Linked DNA regions of Homo sapiens: regions 2 and 3 are each linked to region 1. The links are chromatin contacts, found by Hi-C or POLR2A ChIA-PET in ENCODE. All regions are on one chromosome and are shown on one strand. Each heading gives the region's core, a stretch centred on a gene start or an enhancer-like site at or near the end of the contact. The rest is flanking DNA. Distances are from core to core; before and after follow the strand shown. Region 1 has its middle 47 kb from the start of LINC01220. Region 2 has its middle 28 kb from the start of JDP2-AS1. Region 3 holds the start of LINC01220 (long intergenic non-protein coding RNA 1220).

Region 1 (3,600 bases), core at 328-2,827:
GGCGAGTTGGTTACCCTCTGTGGACTTCAGTGTCCTATCTGCCATACGAGATGCTCCAGGCTCATCTTGCATTTTGGATTAAAGCTGATGATTTCTAAGGTCTCTTTCAGATCTGTAATTCTGTAATTGCAGTGATACTTATTATCAAGAGTATTTGTGAGAATTTTCAGATTGGTTTAGGATATGAAAGTATCACATGCCATCATGGACTACAGCAGAGATAACATCCTTTGCATGTGTGATTTCTAGTTGATTGGTAGTGGCTGCCTGGAATGCAATGTTGAGAAAGACTCTGAGGGTCAGCAGAATAGTGATGATTAGTGATTAGTGATGATTAGAATGATTGATTCACGATGTCTGTCAGGAACACGGAATATCAGGTAGTTGCAAGCATGCCAAATATCTGCCATCTCCAACCTAGATGCCTAAAACAGCGTTGCCCTGGAATTTCTGGCAGGAATGTTACTATTATTATTTTCTTGATTTTGCATAATAATGGAGAGAGATTGCTTGGATGAAGCCAGGGTTTCCTAGAGGTAAACAAAGAGCCCTATAGACTTGTAGTAAGACTTGCCACCGTTCTGCCTTTGATTGCCTCTCTCCTATTTTTTAATTTATCAGGCAAATAAAGATGAACATGTTCAACTGATTGATGAGAAGCACATCCAGGCCCAGGATTCTTTCTACTACTCTGGGACTCAAGCAGATACATGGCTTCTGTTCTTGAGGAAATTGAGAATGTAGAAGGATGCAAACATTCTAGACATAAACACGAACCCACTCACCCAAAAAGTACATGATGAACACCTACAGTATGCTAGGCAGGCCCAGGTAAATGGCTTGGCCCTGAAGACATAGGTGATATTTTCAGGATAAAGGTCTTCTCCCTTTCTCTTGTTTCCTTAACACTAGTTAAGTGTTAAGGAACCATTGACTGATCAGTATGTGTGGGTCCATGAGCTTTCTGAATATAACCATTATTTTCCCCAGTCTACCCAAGTGATAAGGAAATAGTAAGTTTCAGGTCTGATTCCCAGAATTCTTGATGGAAATATACAAACGAATCTCCTAAATCTCTTGTTGCACATGGGGAAAGCCAGCCAGCCGAGGAGAGACCTTCATGGGCCATTAGGTACCATCCTGTTTCTCAATGTACTTTTAAAACCCAAGGAGGCCATGAATGTGAGGATGTTCTCATTCATTCCTGCTTACCCAGATATGTGGAGAGACCTCTGCGTCTTGGTTTGGGGGTCATGTGTATTGTTCCCCCATGCCATTTCTTCATGACCGGCCAGAAATGTATCACAAATGGAGGACTGACATGACAACCCCTGCCATTCTTCTTCTAGTGGGTCCTCCTTTGCCCTAGTGACACGGGCTTCCATTTACCTTCCCTCAGGACTGGTCTTTCTCCACTGTCCAGGCAGTTTCTGAAGAGACCGCACTACCTAACCGAGTGATTACTTCAGGACTTGAAATAGCTTTTTTCCTGTCCCAGATATGACACAGTCACTTCCTCAGTAGAGCCATCACTCCAAGAGGAACAGGACGTCCTTGTAACGGAGCCAGGAAGGTCACATGATCAGACAGCCGGGGGCCTCCTGGGACCTCGTTTCCCCTTAAGCTGTTGGCAAGGACTTGTCTATGAAAGTCTGTCTATGAGAGGCCCTGGCAAGCCATCCCGAACCTACCCTCCTATAGGGTTTCAGTCCAAAGCAATTTCTGCAGGGAATAAACTTTTGATGAATGAATGACAAGCAGGGTGATTGGGGAGGATTTCTGTGGAATATCTTTGGTGATCACATAGAAATAAACCCAGCATGCACAGGCTTCCACATTAGGAGGTCAGGGGATCCCCATGATCCTGTTATCTTTGTCTTCAGTGGCACCCTTAAAGGAGGCCATAAAGTTTGGACAAGTAGCCCAATTTGCTGATTGGGGAATCCCTTGGCATAGTCTGGAGCCAGCTAGAGTAGAGAGTGAGAAACAGGGAGGAAAGATTTTCCCTAGAATTCAGGATCAGGCAAAAGAGAAAGATATTTATGAAGGCTGAAGCTCAGCCACAGCACCAGCTCCAGACCCCCAGACCTCACAGACTCATGGTCAAGTTTTACTGGGAAGTGACTGAGCACTACAGGGGAAAATATGATTTAGGCATTTATGCAGAAGCAGGGTTTGGGGAGCTGAGAAAAGTCTTCAAGAGGCCTAAAGAAGGGGAAAATTAGCTGAGTCAGAAGCCAACAAGAGGAACCTGAAGGAGAGGAACTTGGTATGTAGAGTCAGAGGCAGCCTCATGTTGGGAGAGAGAGTTGAGTGTTTTTAAAATCTTTAATGTCTGGTGCCAAGAAAGTCTTTAGGAGACATAAAGCAATTCTATATTTATTTAGTGAAACCTTCCAGTCAACTAAGAGTCACCTTTGGGATGAATGGGAGAATCCCTTTTAAATTAAATTAATTCAGTTTAAGACAAGGTTTCACTCTGTCACCCAGGCTGGAGTGTAGTGGTGCCATCTCGGCTCAGTGCAACCTCTGCCTCCTGGGTTCAAGTGATCCTCCTGCCTCAGCCTCCTGAGTAGCTGGGGCTTCAGGTGCAAGGGTCAGGTCACTACACTCAGCTAATTTTTAAATTTTTTTGTAGAGACAAGGTCTCACTATATTGCCCAGGCTGTTCTTGAACCCTTGGTCTCAAGCGATCCCCCCATCTCAGCCTCCCAAAGTGTTGGAATAGCAGGTGTGAGCCACTGCGCCCAGCCAGAATCCCTACTCAGACTAGGAAAAACTTCCAGAATACCAGGAACCCCGAGTACTAGGAATTTTCCATGGCCATCTGGTCTTGCTGCTCAGCCTCTTCTCTTTTCTCCCAGACTACAATAGCAGATAAACCCAAAGGCTCCAGGGCCTTTGATCTATGGAAGAATTGAAGCTGGTCATCACACAGGTGAGGTTGCACAACTTCAGTTTATGTCTGGGACATGGAGAAAGCTACCTGGCCAAATGGTGGACATCAGGGTTGCATTGGTTAGAGTGCACATTTGTAGGCAATAGAATTCATTCTAGCAAGTTTAAGAAGGGGTTTATTTGGGGATATTGGGAAGATCACAGAATTGTCAGAAGGGCTGAAGGAACAAGCTCTAAGCTGAAATTCCATGAACACTTCCTAGAGACACACTGCAGGATTGGGTCGGTAAGAAGCTGTTACCACTGCCAACCATGAACCATGGTTGTCTCTGCTGCAGGCAAAGAGCTGCCACTGCCACCTCCAGCCCCAGAAACCTGCTGTACCTGCTGCCATCTGGGCCTGCACCCCTTCTGTTTCCTCATGTAGCTCACTTCCAAATCAAAGTCTCATGTGGGTGCATCTAAGTGGCAAAACCTAAGCCATGTGTCTGTACCCAGCAGCAAGCAAAGCTGAGAAATGTCTACACCCACACATCTATGCAGAGAGACACAAATTCAATGTGAATATCCTTAAAATGTGGAGAGATTATGCAAAAGCTTTTGGAAGTCAAGAATGACAGATATCTACTACAAGAAGTCTGTGAACTATGGCCTGAGATGCTCAGGAAAAGGTGATCTGTTGAAAGTGCCCCACTGTGTGGG
Region 2 (3,600 bases), core at 752-3,251, 59 kb after region 1:
ACAGAGTCTTGCTCTGTTGCCCAGGCTGGAGTACAGTGGCGTGATCATAGCTCATTGCAGCCTCAACCTCCTGGCTTCAGGTGATCCTCCCACCTCAGTCTCCCAAGTACCTTGGACTATGGGTACACATCACTGTGCCAGCTAATTTTTTTTTTTAGAAATGGTATCTTGTTATGTTGCCCAACTTTAAGAGACAAGCGAGACGTCATCTCTAAAAAAAAAAAAAAAAAAAAAAGAGAGAGAGAGAGAGAGAAATGCATTTCTCTTATGTAAATGCTTAGGTAGGTCTTGAGGGCTACTGATATGGCTCTTTGTGCAATATTTAACCCAAGTTCCTTCTATCTGTTGGTCCACCATGCATGGGCTATATTTCCAAATTCCACAACAGTCCAAGATGACTGCTCCAGCTCCAGCCAGTGCGACCACCTTCCAGCCTGCAGAAAAGGAAAAGGGAAGAAGGACACACTACCACCTTTTCATGGCACTTCCAAAAAGTTACACACATATTACTTTTATTTACATCCATTTGTCGGGATTTAGTCATATGGCCCTATCTAGCTGCAAGGGAGGCTGAGAAATGTACTCTGTGTTCTAGGTGACCAAGTCGCTGGCTAAAATTCAGGGATTCTGTGACTAAGGAAGAAAATAGCGAGGAAGCAACTGATAGTGTTGGTCTCAGAGACCAAACCATGCTAATGAAATGCAGATTCTCTGGTAAACCAGAAGGCCAAGTTATTCAAGAACAGTAAGACTATAATTGTCAGCCAGATGAGAGTGCCTGAGTTGGCTGACCATTTCAATCTCTTCCCAGTAGGCTAGTCTAAATGGTTAGAAGATTAATGGATCGGACTATGAGAGCCTGATAGGTCCCTTTCCATTTCAGGACCTACAAACCTGCCAGGAGAACTAAAACATTCCTGCCAGCCTGGGAGGGAGCCCTTTTTCTGGGATGATGCTAGAGATGCTTGGACAAACTCTGGCCCCTCAACATTTCTTTACCTGAACCCATCCTAGCTTTATACACTACAATTCTACTTATATTTGTTACATTTTAGATGTTGGGAAGAGATTTTGAAGACATACTAGCTCTTTGTTGTGAACTTGGGATTTGCTATTGTCTCATCAGCAGTGTTCATTAACTTGATAAACATTTATTGAGCACCTACTTTTTGCCAGGTATTGCATTATGCTAGGAGTGAATAAGAACCTGTCCTTAAGTTGACTGCAGTATCTAAAGAATAGGGAAAGTGATGGGCAAGCATTTGAGAAATGAGTAGGCATTCACTGAGCAAGAGGAATGAAAAGCCATCCCAGGTGAAGGGAAGGCATGTGCAAAGGCTTGGGAGACACCAAAGAACATGACGTGTTTGGGAAAAAGAAGTAGCTGGGTGGGGCTTGTCGGGAGGAGATGCTGGAAGGGTGGCCTCTTCAGCATCCATTCTCTCTCAGTAACTACCCCATTTTCCTTGGGGTATCCACCCTCCCTACACTTCCCATATTTTTTGGAGGAAGTCGACTCCACCCTGGCCTAGGCTTGGGGTAAATAGCCCCAGTATAGACTAATCAGCAAAATCCCTTCTTGCCTGCAGATGGGCAAATGACCCAATTCTGACCTGAGAGACTGGAGAAGACTTTGCTGGCAGGTTCAGGGAAAGAAGCTCTCTCCCTTTCTCCTTCTATACAGCATGGAGCATAGGTGTGAAAACAGGAATTGTGGCAGCCGTTTTCTCACCATGAGAAAAGCCTGCCTGAGCATGAAGACAACACCATGGAGGGCAGAGAGGAAAACACCAAGAAGAAGAAGGGGTTTTGATGACATTGTGGTGCTATTGAGTCAAACCTACACTGAAGCCTCCTTGAGCCCTCGGCTTTAGGCAGCTTGGGGCTGCAATGTGAAGGACCTTGGGGCTTAGCTTTTATTCTGGGGCAATGGGAAACAATAGACAGCTTCAAGGAGGGGGGCAAGCCCACTGGACCTGAATTGTAGGAAGTTGTCTGCAGTGCTGAGTGCAAAGAGCCTGGGCCAAAGCCAGAAATGAGGACCTGAGCCAAGACAGGAGAAGAGGAAAGAGTCTGAGAGCCACTTGGGTGACAGAAGCCAGACTAACTGGATTAAGAGGGCATGAGGAAGAGGGTGTGTGCTTTAGGAAGAGGCTAAAACTCTTAGCCTGACTACATGAATGGAGAAACTCCCCTTCCCCCTTCTTTTGCCTCTATCACTGTCCCCCTGGGAAATCATGTCCACTGCCAAACCCTGTATTCTCCTCTTCTGCAGATTCATGCCTCTGATTACAATTCTTTATGGGCATGCCTGGTCCTTTGGAGCAGGGACCATGCCTCGTCATCTTCACATCCCCAGGGACTAGCCTGGCACATGGTTGGCACCGGGTCAAGGCTGACTTGGATTGAGTTCTCGCTGAGCTAGGCATGAGCTGCACCCTCCCCCTGCCCCCAGGGCTTAGTCATCTGTTTCATAAGCAGCTTCCAAAAGCTGCAGCCCCAATACCCAGCTTCCTTGTTGTTGGCAGGTGTTGGCAGCCCTGAGTGCCAGAACGCCAGGGAGCCAGCCACTGGGAACATGCTAGGGTGGTGAGCAGGAGCCAACTAATCAGGGCTCATATACATTTACGAGAGGCGTGTGTGTGCTCCCCAGGAGAGCTGTAACGACACTCCCTTTCCAGGAAACACAAACCAGGCCTCTTTCCTTTCTTTTTTCTCACCTGTCCTGTCTTGTGGCCAGAAGCACATTCATTGGCTTTCCATGCTTCTAAAATAAATCAAATTGGGGGCCACACCCTTCCAAGCTACTTTAGGTTTGCTCCGTGGAAGCTTTAACCCCTTATCATCCCACCAGGCCTGAAATGCTTGGGTTCCAATTTACAAAAATATTAACTTTTTATGTCCTTTCAGAAGAAGGATCTCAGTTTTCCTGATGTCTGCTCCCCTGCCCTGGAATTTCTCCCTCTGCTCATAATTCATCCCAAGGATGTTGACTTCTGTGTTTTGGGATGGTCAGGGGCTAAGTGGCATGGAGGGCAAATAGATTAACCTTTTACCAACTTTCCAAAGCCCTTCCTCCTTGTTCTTTTTTGTTTTTGTTTTTTTGAGATGGAGTCTCACTCTGTCACCCAGGCTGGAGTGCAGCAGCATGATCTCATCTCATTGCAACTTCCGCCTCCCAGGTTCAAGTGATTCTCCTGCCTCAGCCTCCTGAGTAGCTGGGACTACAGGCGCATGCCACCACGCCCAGATAATTTCTGTATTTTTAGTAGAGATGGGGTTTTGCCATGTTGGCCAGGCTGGTCTCAAACTCCTGACCTCATGATCCACCCACCTCGGCCTACCAAAGTGCTGAGATTACAGGCGTGAGCCACTGCGCCTGGCCCTTCCTTGTTCTTTTTATCTCGGCCTCCTCTGGGCTTTTGGAAGGCCTCTTCTTTCTCTAACCCCAAGGTTTTCCTCATTACTCCTCCAAGATTTCAAGGTTTTCCTCTTGTCAGTTTCGTTATGGAAACTCCTGGTTCCCCGCTAGCCTGCGCTCCTCAGTAGGGCTCTGAAACTCAGCTCTCATCTGCCCCAGTGTTATGTTGTTTTTTTCCC
Region 3 (3,600 bases), core at 737-3,236, 47 kb before region 1:
ACACTCACCAAAGGTGGCTTCCAGCAGCCGCGTCGGGACCTAGAACACCTCTGGGCCTTTCAGGTCTTTGGGCAGTCTGCCTTTTAAATAAACACTATGAGCTGGCAATTCTAATGTTGTCAGTGACAAAGTACTTCTTCCTGAAAAAATCTTTGGTTGTTTTAAGTCCTAAACAGTTGCTGGGATTACTATTGAGTTTGAATAATGTAATATGTACGCTTCATTTTAAAAAATTACTTAAAAAACAGAGATAACACAATGACTGTGAAGACTGAATTTGAGTTGCTTCTGTTCCATGTAACCATTTGGAGTTTTCGTGTTTAAAATTTAAAATTGCGAAGCAGTGTGATACAGTGTTTTGCCATGTTTTTATTTGACAAATGCACATTTTAGTTAATAACTAAATATTTTTACTAGATTTGAATATTATCTTTAAAATAGATAATTCCTTTTGCTTATTTATTTTTGAGAGAGGGTCTCCCTGTCACTCAGGCTGGAGTGCAGTGACTGCAATCAAGGCTCACTGCAGCCTTGACTGCCCTGGCCCAAGATCTTCCCACCTCAGCCTCCCAAGTAGCTGGGATCACAGGTGTGCACCACCATGCCCAGCTATTTTTTTTTATTTTTGTAGAGTCGGGGTCTCCTTATGTTGCCCAGGCTGGTCTAGAACTCCTAGGTTCAAGTGATCCTCCTGCCTTGGCCTCCCAAAGTGCTGGGATTACAGGCGTGGGCCACAGCGCCCGGCCCCCTTTTATTTTAAATCTAAAGAAGACTCGAGAAAAAAAACATTACGTCAGTAGTAGATTTAGGAGATGCACTACTAATACTACGTAAGTTTCTCTTGTGCTGCCTGGGAATAAAAATAAACACTTAACACTAACTTGGGGCTCACAACATGCTTGACACTGTTCCAAACACACACACACACACACACACACACACACACACACACACTCATTTTAAAAGTCCTCATCTACTCTTAAAGGTAGGTCCTGCTATTATCCTTATTTTTGTAGATAATAATATAGTCTGGGGCGCAGAGGTCTGCTCAAGATCATCCAACTGGAGTGGCAGCGCTGGAATTAGAGTCCAGGCAGTGTGGCTTCAATGCCTGAACTCTTAGCCATTAGAAAGGAAAAACAAAGCAAAATCAGTATCCGCAACAACCTTGCAGGCACGGAGGCCCTCAGAAGGGACAGGAGAGGCCGGGCGCGGTAATCCCAGCACTTTGGGAGGCCGAGGCGGGCGGATCACCTGAGGTCAGGAGTTGGAGACCAACCTGGCCAACGTGGTGAAATCCTGTCTCTACTAAAAATGTAAAAAATTAGCCGGGTACGGTGGCGCGCGCCTGTAGTTCCAGCTACTTGGGAGCCTGGGGCGGGAGAATCGCTTGAACCGGGAGGCAGAGGTTGCAGTGAGCAGAGATCGCGCCAGTGCACTCCAGCCTGGGCGATAGAGCGTGACTCCATCTCAAAAAAAAAAAAAAAAAAAAAAAAAAAAACAAAGGAAAAGAAAAAGAAGGGACAGGAGGGCCTCCTTCCGCTCCTGACCAGCCCCTGCTGGCCCGTGGGCAGAGGGAGAGCCGGCTTCCAGGGACCTCAGGGAGGGACGTTTGGGAGTGCTCTCTCAGCGTCCCCTCCACCGCCCTCTCTACACCCTTGCCGCGCCCCTGTCCTCGTCGGCCAGGCCAAGGTTTCTCCTGGCCCTTCCCAGCTTCCGGCCCTTTGCTCCAGGGCAGGTCGCAGGGCCAGACGGTGCCAGGAGCTCGCGAGTCCTCTGTTTACTGTTTGGTTTCCACGGTGACACGTAGGCGCCGTCAGCGACTCCCGTCACCGCCCCGCAGCGCGGCCCCCACCCGGCGCCGTGACGCCGGCCCGCCGCTTCCGCTCTGCCCATATTTGGCTCAGCCACTGCGCCGCCGGCCCGGGGTAGGCTGTGGGCGGGACTCCCGCCGCGCCCCGCCCCCGGTCCCTGCCCCGCCCCTGGAATGCTGGGCGAAGGCTCCGAGCCACGAGACCCCCGCCTCCTGTCCCGGGACCCACCCAGGCGGAGGCAAGGGCAGGGGCGCTGGGGGCCCAGAGAGAGGGCGCCGCGATGGATGAATGAGCTGTTTCCAGCATTCCTGTGCGTCTGCTGGTTGTAGCTGCAGTCAAGATTTGGGGCGGTCTCGTTTGTTGTGGGTGGGTGATCTGGGATCACGATTTTCTCACTCTGTGCCCGGAAATCATGCCATCTCTCGCCCAACGCTGTATTTTATAGGCTTCAACTCAAAATTTTCCTTCATGGCACAGTGGAAAGCTTTGAAGACGGCGGTTCTGGGGTCAGTGTTGCCCCTCGGGGGATAAGTGACCTTGGGAAGGCCATTTTCCTTTTCCTGGCATGATAAAACGAACCGTGGGGGTGGTCCATAATGGTTGCAGCACTGTCATCAGGCTTGTGAGGGGAGCTTTTCCATCACCCTCTAACCACCCCCTCCCCAGGACATAACTGGAATATCAGTGAAGTTCTTTGAGCATCGACCCCCTACAGTTCTGCCCCCTGTGGTGATTGGATTTGTGTGTCTCTGCACCTTGCTCCTATTAGGCGCTTAATGAACTTTAGTTAACTGATTATTGAATGAATAATACGAATCACCTTCATAAATCCGGACCCCTGCAATTCCTCTTCCAGGCCGGGCGAGGGGGAGGGTAGGGGATGGGGGAGAATATTGAGATGATTAATAATCGCGCGGCAGGGTTGCTGATGTAAAGCGATTTGCAGATCTAAAGGGCAATAAGCATTCCTGGGAGAAATCCAGCGAGATTCCAGAAGTCTCTGAGGGAGCCGTGGGTGTGTACCGCCGGGCCCAGAGGGCGGGGGTGGGGCAGGCAGTGCCGCAGTGGCCGCTGCTGGGGAGCCGATTGCAATTGCGAGGAGAAGCGTGGGGTTAATCCTTCAAGACGCCTGTCACCATCCTCCCACCCCCATCCCTGCCCCCTAGATTCCCCAGTTCCTCTGGCTGAAGGAGTGTGTGTTTTCCAGAGTTTCAGAGCTGGAAGTCACATCGGAGACTTTTAATCTAATTTAACCTATTTCGCCAACAGGGAAATTAAAGCTCAGAGAAGTTGGTTCGACCATCCAAACTTGCACAGCTAGTTAGAAACTGATAAAAGTCAGGATATCTAGCTTCAAATAGTGTTCCACATCGCCTAGGTGCTTCTAATTTCCTGTGCTTCAGAACCCTGTTGCCTGGCTCAGCTGGTGGGTTGTACATTTAGGCTAAATATTGACTTCAGGGCTCTTAAAGAACGCCATTGTCACGTCTGCTGCCACACGCAGCCCACACCATGACACCAGGGCCTGGGGGGGATGGCCAAGAATTGTGTACTTCCTAAAGCCTCAAGCATTCCTCCTTAGAGCAGCTGGAATGGTCACCCCTGTCCAGGGAACAGGAGTCGGCTGTTCTGAAACCAGTCTTAGTCTAGCAGTTGGTCACTTTTCATAGTTACCCAAGCCTTGCATTAAACTTTTCTCAGCCAAGATTACAGCAGGAGGCAGGAGTAGCCCTAACCCTTTTCTGCTGTTTGGAAGTCTTTTCATGGCACATGGAGGGTTCCTTGC

Evidence for each region. A loop is a pair of places that touch in the nucleus more often than their neighbours do. ChIA-PET counts read pairs that join two places held with the same protein, here RNA polymerase II (POLR2A). Pooled maps may share reads with other maps.
Region 2: a map of heart right ventricle shows a loop between it and region 1 (9-fold over the local background). The contact joins two enhancer-like sites. A Hi-C loop is called at or near these places in 9 of 168 maps with a recorded cell type or tissue (Right ventricle myocardium inferior, gastrocnemius medialis, heart left ventricle and 3 more) and 10 of 50 pooled maps. POLR2A ChIA-PET finds 5 or more read pairs at or near these places in 4 of 52 experiments (GM12878, OCI-LY7, Panc1 and 1 more).
Region 3: a pooled map shows a loop between it and region 1 (3-fold over the local background). The contact joins the promoter of LINC01220 here to the enhancer-like site in region 1. A Hi-C loop is called at or near these places in 2 of 168 maps with a recorded cell type or tissue (endothelial cell of hepatic sinusoid and naive thymus-derived CD4-positive, alpha-beta T cell), 2 of 37 single-sample maps with no recorded cell type and 4 of 50 pooled maps. POLR2A ChIA-PET finds 5 or more read pairs at or near these places in 5 of 52 experiments (CD4-positive, alpha-beta T cell, CD4-positive, alpha-beta memory T cell, HEK293T and 2 more).

What each region holds. Positions count from the first base shown.
Region 1 is chr14:75,339,619-75,343,218 of GRCh38, forward strand. No RefSeq gene overlaps it. Among named protein-coding and RNA genes, the nearest start is that of LINC01220, 47 kb to the left of the region's middle. Within about 2 kb of position 1,578, at least 18 of the 41 ENCODE cell types and tissues checked have a DNase peak (open chromatin) inside an H3K27ac peak, as active enhancers do; they include gastrocnemius medialis, heart right ventricle and psoas muscle, where a contact is called at or near this core.
Region 2 is chr14:75,397,975-75,401,574 of GRCh38, forward strand. No RefSeq gene overlaps it. Among named protein-coding and RNA genes, the nearest start is that of JDP2-AS1, 28 kb to the right of the region's middle. Within about 2 kb of position 2,002, at least 25 of the 41 ENCODE cell types and tissues checked have a DNase peak (open chromatin) inside an H3K27ac peak, as active enhancers do; they include gastrocnemius medialis, heart right ventricle and psoas muscle, where a contact is called at or near this core.
Region 3 is chr14:75,292,418-75,296,017 of GRCh38, forward strand. LINC01220 (long intergenic non-protein coding RNA 1220) reads left to right here and starts at 1,987. Exons shown (of 3, transcript NR_038421.1): 1 at 1,987-2,124; 2 at 2,260-2,320. It also overlaps the pseudogene DPPA5P4. RefSeq lists an enhancer at 1,555-1,694 and a silencer at 1,765-2,224.